Linked DNA regions of Homo sapiens: region 1 is linked to region 2. A link is a contact called in ENCODE Hi-C or POLR2A ChIA-PET data. All regions are on one chromosome and are shown on one strand. Each heading gives the region's core, a stretch centred on a gene start or an enhancer-like site at or near the end of the contact. The rest is flanking DNA. Distances are from core to core; before and after follow the strand shown.

Region 1 (5,168 bases), core at 814-3,313, 650 kb after region 2:
GAAGGAGGGTGGCCTGTTAACCGGGGGTGAGAAATGGTGGCGGCTTGGGCTATGATGGTACCACTGGAGAGGGTGAAAAATGGCTGGATTCATTGTGAGGGTAACGTTTGTGGGAACTGCTGATGAATTTTGGATCTGTGGGCTTTGAGAAGGAAAAATTTGGAACACCAAGTTTTTTGGAATAAAGTTGACTAACTGGGATGGGGATGACTGCATGAGTAGCTTAGGGGCGGGGCACACTGTTAAAGGGCTCCTCAGGCACTGCAGGCATAGAAGCTCCTTTCTTTCCCAGTGCTTCTCTTATAGCGATTACAATGTTTTAAAAATGTGTCTTCCAGACAAATACAGTACAATCCAACATGTTTGAGGTTCTACAGTTAACAGATTGTATAATTAATAATCTGGGTGGGAATGTTAATCAGGAATGAAATACAATTTAAAAATTAACAAAGTAATGAGTCAGAGGCTATATTGATAGAAGCACTTTTTAAGGAATAGCATTCCCTGGCCCAAGGGCTTAGTTGATTGAAAATTTTATCTATTATTGCTAAATTTTAAATCAAAATATGGCCGGGCACGGTGGCTCACACCTGTAATCCCAGCACTTTGGGAGGCTGAGGCGGGCAGATCACGAGGTCAGGAGATCTAGACCATCCTAGCTAACAAGATGAAACTCCTCCTCTACTAAAAATACAAAAAATTAGCCGGGCATGGTGGCACGTGCCTGTAGTCCCAGCTACTTGGGAGGCTGAGGCAGGAGAATCGCTTGAACCCGGGAGGTGGAGCTTGCAGTGAGCCGAGATCGCGCCACTGCACTCCAGCCTGGGCAACAAGAGCGAGACTCTGTCTCAAAAATAAAATAAATAAATAAATAAATAAATAATCAAAATAGACCCCATTACCAAATTTTCATGTTTTCAAGGATTCTCTAAAACCTACAATATTATCAATTACATATTCACAAATAATTACTGAATACAATATGGTATGTGGTAAAGTACAAAGGAGTACTGTGGCCATTTGTGATAAATAGAAATCAAATTGGAAATCTTCATAGATAACGTATTTTTTCTTTTTTTTTTGGAGACGCAGTCTCACTCTGTCGCCCAGGCTGGAGTGCAGTGTCGCGATCTCGGCTCACTGCAAGCTCCGCCTCCCGGGTTCACGCCATTCTCCTGCCTCAGCCTCCCGAGTAGCTGGGACTACAGGCGGCCGCCACCATGCCCGGCTAATTTTTTGTATTTTTAGTAGAGACGGGGTTTCACCATGTTAGCCAGGATGGCCTCGATCTCCTGACCGCGTGATCCGCCCGCCTCGGCCTCCGAAACTGCTGAAATTACAGGCGTGAGCCACCGCGCCCGGCCAGATAAGGTATATTTTTATTCCTTTTATTTTTACTCAACTCCTATGGTGCCACAAAATCCTATATTAAGCAGTATAATTGAAAAGAAAAAGAAAACAATAGCACAATGATTATAAAGAAAATAGCCTGAGTTAACTTCATTTGTGTCACTCCTAAAGCAGTGGATCAGATGTCAATGTTTATTATCATTCACTAATTACATTTATGAATAATTTTTAAAAGTAAAGGAAAAGACTGGCTGTTTTAACTAACATAATAGAAACTGTTGCTGGATTTTCTGTTGAAGGTATATTTTGAAGTGAGTTTTATTAAGTATAACTCGCATGTAAAATTCAAAAGAAAAATTAAATACATAAATAAAATGTGTCTTCCTCCACTAAAAGAGTAGGACACATCGCAGAAGCCGATAAATATTTGTTCAATGTTTACATGAACAAACACGGTCACTCAGCCGTCTTTATTTTCAGTGAGTCATAGGTAAAATATTCTTCACCAGGCGAGGATTGAGTCGCAGTCGCGTCAGGAACTCGCCTCCAGGTACTGAGCGAGCGAGCCCCGACGGCCGCGGTGGGTGGAGGGGGGAAAGTGGGGGAGAGTGGGGCGGGAGTAGAGGGAGAGCGAGGGAGGGAGCCTCACCCCCGGGACGCTTTCTGCGCACGCGCATCTCGGTGCATCTGTTGGGCGGGACCGCGGGGCCTGTGACACCGCACGCTGAGCTCTGTGATGTAGCCGCTTGCGGAGACTGCAAGCAGCCGCGGCGCGCCCGGCCCTCCCTCTTCCGCTGCCGCCGTGGGAATGGAAACATCTGCCCCACGTGCCGGAAGCCAAGTGGTGGCGACAACTGCGCGCCACTCCGCGGCCTACCGCGCAGATCCTCTACGTGTGTCCTCGCGAGACAAGCTCACCGAAATGGCCGCGTCCAGTCAAGGTAAGGGCGGGCGCGCGCGCGGCCGGCGCCGCGGGGAGCCGCCTTCCTGGGCTCCGGAAGGGGAAGGGCTCCGCGCCCGCCAGTCGCGACCGAGCTCCCCGGGGAGTCCAAGCGGCGCGGGGACGGGGAGGGCGCTCGGGGATCGCCCCTGGCTCAGCCGCTCCCAGGGTCCGGCCAAGGTCACGCGCGTGTCTGGGGCCTAACCACCCTGGGGTGTCGTCTCCAGTGGAGCTCACCCAGCCTTCCGGCGCCGCCCCCGGCGCAGAAGCCCGAAGACATTCTGTCCCCGTTCTCGGAAGCGGTCTGGCTTCTTTGTCCCTTTGGACGTTCATCTCAAATGCCTCGTGGCGTCATTCTGTGTACAAGGCACCTCCCCAACTGCTTTATTGTTGGTTTTGAAAAACTAGCACATATGGGATGGTACTTAGGAATAGCCTTCTGTTTAGTCGGCATAGTCAAAGATTCCGTGTAATTCGCAGTGGAGCACGTCTTTAAGTTATGCGTCTTACCCTATTTTGAATGTTTAGGTTGTATTTAATTTAGTACTGACTCACGGGATCCCATTGCTAAACAGAGCCATCATTGAAAACTCAATCATATAAACGTAAAATTACGTAAATTATGTTAAAAACAAAGGCAGTGAAAATACTAAAAACTCATCACTTTTATTATTTACCATGTTTTATTGTTACTTTACTTTTGAGGTTATTTATACATCTATTGTATCTTTGTGGAGGAGATACTATACTATGGTGCTCTACTGTGCGTCTCTTCCCATCTCTGGGTTCAGTAGTTTCACAATTCAGTAATGTCATGCTCACGATGAATGAATACGCAATGGAAATTGGCTACACTACAAATCAGCCCTTGCCTAAAGCCGACTGTTAAGCATTTCACCAGCACGCCGCTAAATTTTAGATGACTCTGGGAAGGTGGAATGTGCAATGTGATAATTATGTATTTTCCTGCAGAGCAGACTGCTCTTATAGACTTTTATAAGAGCAGACTGCTCTTATAGACTTTTATAAGAGCAGACTGCTCTTATAGGTTGATCAGGTATTTGCACCTAGGAAATTGTTGTGAGAAATTTTGAGGTTAAGATGAGTTTCAATTGTTATCACAGTGATGATCACATAATAACTGTGATCATTGATTTTGTGGGCTCATAAACGAAGCTATTGGCTGACTTTTGTCTGTCATAGTGCTTAGCAGTGTTTGACCAATGACTGACCAAATATCTCGCATTTAATCTACCTTCCCCCCTACTCCCTTTTTTAGGGACTAGATCTGTCATTCAGGCTACAGCACAGTGGCACAATCATAGCTCACTGCAGCCCCAGTGGAGCCACCTGTTGATCTAAGGGGCTTGGTCAAATTACGTTAAAACTGTAATGTTTTGTTGTTACATTAGAAAAATAAATTATTTAACTACTTGAGAGGCCATGGAGTACCCAGGTACTCAGACATCCATATTTTGTTCTGCTAAATGGGCGTCTGTGATGTATCCTGAATGAATTCTTGAATTATATTTTGTGTATGGTTTAAGGTAGAGGTTGAGAGTAGTTTTTTTTGAAACACAAATATATAGTAGTTCTAACATCATTTGTTGTTTCCTTCATTGAGTTACCTTGGTGCTAAGTTATTAAAAATCAAATGACTATATGTGTGGATCTATTTCTGGATTCTGGATTCTCTTCCATTGCTATATTTGGGTATCCTTGGGTCAGTTTGACAGTGTTGAATGTCATTGCTTTATAAGCCTTGAAATTAAGATAGTTGTATATTATACTGTAGCTTTATAATGAGCCTTGAAATTCCTTGAACCCTCCTCTTTCCCTTGCCCGCCTCCGCCCCCAGGATTATTGTGGCAGTTTGTATTTTCCTGATTGCAGCAATATTTTCCATTCCTTATGGTCTTTTTCCTAGTGACTTTGACACTCCTCCCACCCAGGGGTGGGATCTATATTCCCTCTTCATGAATCTGGATGGGAGTTTGTGACTGACTGCCTGTTCCTACAGAATGCAGTGGAAGTTAACACTGCATTTGCTCTCTCCCTTTCTTGGGACTTTCACCTCCTGAACTCAGCTCCTATGCTGTAAGGAAGCCTAGACTGACTCACATAGAGTAGCAGCCTATCTATCTGTGTGAGTGTAGAGTCTTCAGACCCAGCCTGTAAGTCTTCTGGCTAAAGCCTCAGACATGAAACAAAGACAAACCACAGTGCTGTGGCTGAATTCCTGATCCACAAAATCTGAGAGCATAATATATGATTGTTTTGCTTCATGAAGTTTTGGAGTAATTTGTAGTACAGCCGAAGTAACTGGAACACTGCTGGGTTTTTTTGTATCTTCATATGAATTTTAGAACCAGTTTGTCAATTACATAAAAACCTACTTTTTTGCCGGGCGTGGTGGCTCACTCCTGTAATCCCAGCACTTTGGGAGGCTGAGGCAGGCGGATCACCTGAGGTCGGGAGTTTGAGATCAGCCTGACCAACATGGAGAAACCCTGTCTCTACTAAAAATACAAAAAATTAGCCAGGCGTGGTGGTGCATGCCTGTAATCCCAGCTACTTGGGAGGCTGAGGCAGGAGAATCACTTGAACCTGGGAGGAGGAGGTTGTGGTGAGCCGAGATTGTCATTGCACTCCAGCCTGGGCAAAAAGAGCAAAACTCTATCTCAAAAAAAAAAAAAAAAAGAAAAAAGAAAAAACCTACTTTTTAATTGAGATTGTATTGAATATATAGATCAATATATGGAGAGAATGAACATCTTAAAAATATTGAGTCTTGCAAAACATAAACAGTATATCACTGTTATTTTAGGTCATCTTCAATTTCTTGGCAGTGTTTTGTAGTTTGCAGTGTTTTCTAGTT
Region 2 (5,709 bases), core at 3,179-5,678:
GGAGGGAGGGCTTCGTGGGGGAGTCGCCTCCAGCGCCCACAGGGACTGCAGGGCTCGTGTCTAGGCCCAATCACAAGGATCCTGCGTGTCTGAGTCTGGGGGAGCCAAGCGCACCCCAGGTGGAAAGGCCGAGGCCCAAGGCCACCTTCTCCAAGGAGCCACCCACAGTCACAGCCCCTGGTGTCTGTCCCAAGCCGGGATTGTTTCCTGGGGTGGGGGCAACAGGTCGTTGCAGGTGTTGGCTGGGCGCCTACGTCAGGCAGGGCCCCGGGACGGGACTGCAGGGCTCCGAGCCCTGGGATGAACCTGACTGCCATGGATCAGGCGCTGCCAGGTCTGGCCTGGGGTGGGCAGCAGAAACAGGATCGCTCAGGGGGACGAGAAAGTTAAGTTTGTTTAGTATTAAGAAGATTCTGATCTTAAAGAAAACATTGGCCGGGCATGGTGGCTCATGCCTATAATCCTAGCACTGTGGGAAGCTGAGGCAGGTGGATTAATTGAGCCCGGGAGTTTGAGACCAACCTGGGCAACACAGCAAGACACTATCTCTACCAAAAATATAAAAATTAGCTGGGCGTGGTGACGTGCACCGGTAGTCTCAGCTGCTCAGGAGACAGATGGGAGGATCGTTTAAGCCCGGGAGTTTGAGGCTGCAGTGAGCTATAATTTCACCACTACACTCCAGCCTGGGTCACACAGTGAAACCCTGTCACTAAACATAAAAAAAAAGGCCAGGTGCGGTGGTTCATGCCTGTAATCCCAGCACTTTGGGAGGCCGAAGTGGGTGGATCACGAGGTCAGGAGTTCAAGAACAGCCTGGCCAAGATGGTGAAACCCCGTCTCTACTAAAAATATAAAAACTAGCCGGGCGCAGTGGCAGGCGCCTGTAATCCCAGCTACTCGGGAGGCTGAGGCGGGAAAATCGCGTGAACCCGGGCGGCAGAGGTTGCAGTGAGCCGAGATCACGTCACTGCACTCCAACCTGGGTGATAGAGACTCCGTCTCAAAAAAAAAAAAAAAAAAAAAAAAAAAGGCCGGGCGTGGTGGATCCCAGCACTTTGGGAGGCTGAGGCAGGTGGATCACGAGGTCAGGAGTTTGAGACCAGCCTGGTCAACACAGTGAAACCCGGTCTCTACTAAAAATACAAAAATTAGCTGGGCGTGGTGGCAGGCGCCTGTAATCCCAGCTACTCGGGAGGCTGAGACAGGAGAATCGCGTGAACCTGGGAGGCGGAGGTTGCAGTGAGCTGAGATTGCGCCACTGCACTCCAGCCTGGGTGATAGAGCTAGACTGTGTCTTGGAAAAAAATAATAAATATAAAAATAAAAATACAAATAAAAAAATAACGTTAACAGCTCAGTGAACAATCATCTACTTGTCATAGACACTGAGGAATGTTTCCATGTTGATATTTTTTCCTCGTAACTCAATCATGTTGGGATTGTAAGTTATACAGCATATACTGCTTGCAAGCCATTCCATCCTTAAGGAGCAACTCAGTTTTCTTATTCTTGACTTAGAATTGGTTGCATCCCGATGTCTCCTCTGCCTGCACTTCCCAGGAAGAACCCCCTGAGGCCCTCAGATTTTCCTGCACACGCCCTTCCCAGACCCTCTGATGACTGCAAATCCCACCCTACCCTTGACGGGAAACTCTCTGAGGCTGTCCAGGTCATCACCCCCAGGGACCAGGTACTGGTGGGGGAATGTTCCATGAATTAATTGCTGTACTCAGGGCTCTTGGACAAGTCTCCCCTGATCGCAGGGTCCTGACTCTCCCTGTATAAGATGGAGGCTCTGCTGCTCAGGAGCCTGCCTGGCTTCCAGTGGTCTGGAGTGGAGCTGCACTGCAATGGGGCTGGACTTAGGCTCCAGGTACCCACAGGGTGGGTGCAGGGGGACCATCACAGTTCAGCTTCCTGGTGCCATCTGTGGTGGGACCTGATTGTGGGGCAAAGGGGTGGGACATAAAAGGCAGAGTGTCGAGGCAGGTACAGAACGGGTGGGGGGTGCTCCTTAGGGAGAAGGCAAATCTAGAATTCCTTGACCTCATAAGGAAACAGCTTGGATCCGTATGGGGAGGGGTGGCATGGGGGAGGATGGAGCAGCACTTAGTACACAGAGGCCTCTGGGAGAGGGGCCAGGATTGCAGAAGGCTTGCAGAGGTGCTGGGGAATCTGATTTTGTCAAAACTAAAAAATCCACAAGGCAGCCTCTGAGCAGCCCAGAGTCCAAACTGCCATCTGTCCCCTCAGCTCTGAAAGATGAGGTGCAAACCCCTGCCCTACCCAAGGCTCTCCTGCTGCACACTGCCAGGCACTGTCTTCATGGACCCACACTTCCTTCCATATTGCTGGGGACACAGTGGGGCCTTGCCAACAGTGATTCCTCTTTGTTAGGATCTTTGCGTGTAGTCAAAACAGGGCCCCATCTCCTCATTACTCCCCCAGGTGTCTACCTCTTCCCACCCCATGGGCAAACCTCCATGGATGACTGGTCTGTGACCCTCACCAGCCAGGCCAGCCATTCTGGACATGACCAGAGCCCTCCCCTCTTCTTCCCTTGTCACCAGCCCTCAACTGTGAAACTACAGATGGCATGTCACCTCTTCATGCTCCCAGTTTGGGGCCTACCCAGTGAGGGGCACACTAGTTGATTCCATACACCCTCAGCTGGCTTTGTTTAGAATGTGAATGTCACAGCCAGGCGCGGTGGCTTATGCCTGTAATCCCAGCACTTTGGGAGGCCGAGCCGGACTGATCACTTGAGGTCAGGAGTTCGAGACCAGCCTGGCCAACATGGTGAAATCCTGTTTCTACTAAAAATACAAATACTAAATACTAAAAATACAAAGCCAGGCATGGTGGCATGTGACTGTACTCCCAGCTACTCGGGAGGCTGAGACAGGAGAATCACTTGAACCCGGGAGGTGGAGGCTACAGAGAGCCAAGATTGCACCACTGCACTCCAGCCTGGGTGACAGAGCGAGACTGTCTCAAAAAAAAAAAAAAAAAAAAAAGAATATGAATGATGAATGTCACCTCCTTTCTCTTCTCCATGAGACAGCCAATATCTGATCAAGGCCCTGGGAATGGGAATCCATAGCTCGCCACCCACGTCTGCCCCCTGCCTAGCCACGCTGCGCTCAGGGACCATTCCGACAGGAGAGGACGCCCCACTTCAGCTCCCCCCAGTGCCCCGGGTGAATGAACGGCATGAAGGGTTAGGCGGGCACACGTCGTCTCTGCACGCATCGCACGGCGCCCTCTGCCCGCGCCCACTGGCGTGCCCGTCGGCATGCCCGGGCCCCTTCGAAGACTGCTTGCTTCTGGAGTGCCAGCGGCCTCCTGGCCCAGTGCCCCATTTCCTCCCGGGTGGAGCGAGGGAGGAGGAAGGGAAGCAGAGGGGTAGGCGGTGGTAAGCAGCAGGCACATGTGCGCGGGCGAGAGCCCCGCAGACTGGGAAGGCGGGCCCATGGCAGGGGGTCTGCGGGGATCGCGTAGGCGCGGGCCTTGCCCTGCAGCCGCTTCCCGGGCGATGCGCACACAAAGCGCCCTCGGCAGCGCCTGGCCCGGGGCCCGCGCTCTCTTAGGGTCCGGGCCCTTCCCGCCGCTGCTGGGGCGGCCGACCGGGATGCGGCCGGGGAACCCTAGGCTCTGGGGCCCTGGGAAGGGGGACGACGGCGGGGAGTAGGGATGTGCAGGGATCGGGCGAAGCCCAAGCGACTTAGGGACCAGAGCCACCCCAAGCGCCGACTTCGCCCGCTCGCACGTCCCGGGTCCCTCGCGCGCAGGCCCCGCCCCTCTCACCCCGCCGCACGCCACAGGGTGACGTCTGGGCTCCCAGCCGCATCGCCCTGACTCCCGCGCGGGCCCCGCCCCCTGCCGCTAGCCAATCTGTGCGTTTGTGACTTTTGGGCCCGCAGCCCCGCCTGCTCCCACAGCGATACCGGTTTGCATTGCCCTGACTCCCGCGCGGGCCCCGCCCCCTACGCCGCTAGCCAATCCATGCATTAGTGGCGTCCGGGCTCGCAGTACCGCTCGCTCCCACCGCGAGACCTTCTGCTCCGCGCCCGCGCGGGCCCCTCCCCCTCCATCGCTAGCCAATCCCCGTTTTGTGACGTATGGGCTCGCGGCCCCGCTCGCTCCCACCGCGAGACCTTTTGCTCCGCGCCCGCGCGGGCCCCGCCCCCTCCATCACTAGCCAATCCCCGTGCTTGTGACATATGGGCTTGCGGCCCCGCCCGCTCCCATCGCGAGACCGGTTCCCACCGCCCTGACTCCCGGGCGGGCCCCGCCCTCTCCGCCGCTAGCCAATCCTCGCGTTGATGACGTTTGGGCTCGCGGCCCCAGCCTCCCAGCTCTCAGGGCACGGCCGGTCTGTGCCGGCTGCTCCCGCGGTTAGGTCCCGCCCCGCGCAGCGCGCGCAGCCTGCGGAGCCAGCGGCCGTGACGCGACAACGATTCGGCTGTGACGCGACAACGATTCGGCTGTGACGCGAGCGCGGCCGCTCCCGATGCGCTCGTGCCGCCCCCGCCGTGCTCCTCGGCAGCCGTTGCTCGGCCGGTTTTGGTAGGCCCGGGCCGCCGCCAGGCCTCCGCCTGAGCCCGCACCCGCCATGGACAACTACGCAGATCTTTCGGATACCGAGCTGACCACCTTGCTGCGCCGGTACAACATCCCGCACGGGCCTGTAGTAGGTACGCGGCGGCGGGCGGGACCCCTTCCGGGCCCCCTCCTCGTGCTCCGCCTCGCGACCTCCCCGCTGCCCTCCCCGCGCGCCTTCCCCGGCCCGCGGCCCTGACCGCCCCGTGTCCGGCCAGGATCAACTCGTAGGCTTTACGAGAAGAAGATCTTCGAGTACGAGACCCAGAGGCGGCGGCTCTCGCCCCCCAGCTCGTCCGCCGCCTCCTCTTATAGCTTCTCTGGTGAGAGCCTCGCCTGTGGGGACAGCCTGGGACGCGGGGAGGATGGGGTCGCGAGGGTGTGGCAGGGGGGCCGGTCGAGAGCGGCACTGGAGAAAGGGGAGGGAAGTCTGGGGGGGCAAACAGTTCTGTCTCCTCCTTTCAATCCAGACTTGAATTCGACTAGAGGGGATGCAGATATGTATGATCTTCCCAAGAAAGAGGACGCTTTACTCTACCAGAGCAAGGGTAAGGCAGGGGTTGGGTGGGCACGCTGGCACCTTCACCCGACTTCGTCAGGGACCCCGCTCACAGGGAGGACCTGAGACCTCAGTCCCAACCACTCCAGCAGCCTTAGGAGGGAGAAACTGTTACAGGTCCCGAAATGGGATTCAGATTAGGGCCATCAGGCCAGGCGGGGCACACCGATGCCCCCTCTGCTACCGCTGCCCCCCTTCCCAAGGCTACAATGACGACTACTATGAAGAGAGCTACTTCACCACCAGGACTTATGGGGAGCCCGAGTCTGCCGGCCCGTCCAGGGCTGTCCGCCAGTCAGTGACTTCATTCCCAGATGCTGACGCTTTCCATCACCAGGTGAGCTGGCTGGCAGGCGTCCTGTACTTGGGTACAACCTAGGGGATCGCGGCTGTGTTTGGATAAATCCAGGGGGGCACTGGGTACAAATGGTGGCTCTTGGGCCTCCGGGGAGACTCTGTGTGACTAGAGCACCCTGGTCTGGGATCTAGGCTCAGACTCTTCCTGAGAGTCCTGGGGGCAAAAGGGGATGCTGGGGCATGAGCAC

Evidence for each region. Hi-C counts contacts between places; a loop is a spot of excess contacts on that map. ChIA-PET counts read pairs that join two places held with the same protein, here RNA polymerase II (POLR2A). Pooled maps may share reads with other maps.
Region 1: a map of PC-9 shows a loop between it and region 2 (6-fold over the local background). The contact joins the promoter of FUNDC2 here to the promoter of EMD in region 2. A Hi-C loop is called at or near these places in 1 of 168 maps with a recorded cell type or tissue (PC-9), 3 of 37 single-sample maps with no recorded cell type and 11 of 50 pooled maps. POLR2A ChIA-PET finds 5 or more read pairs at or near these places in 2 of 52 experiments (MCF 10A and activated CD4-positive, alpha-beta T cell).

The regions. Positions count from the first base shown.
Region 1 is chrX:155,024,781-155,029,948 of GRCh38, forward strand. It overlaps FUNDC2 (FUN14 domain containing 2), which reads left to right and starts at 2,064. Exons shown (of 5, transcript NM_023934.4): 1 at 2,064-2,291. The coding sequence starts at 2,159. RefSeq lists silencers at 1,885-1,974, 2,245-2,564 and an enhancer at 2,742-3,645.
Region 2 is chrX:154,374,867-154,380,575 of GRCh38, forward strand. EMD (emerin) reads left to right here and starts at 4,429. Exons shown (of 6, transcript NM_000117.3): 1 at 4,429-4,700; 2 at 4,824-4,928; 3 at 5,076-5,153; 4 at 5,368-5,501. The coding sequence starts at 4,619. RefSeq lists silencers at 3,520-3,649, 3,670-4,089, 4,100-4,399 and an enhancer at 4,807-5,386.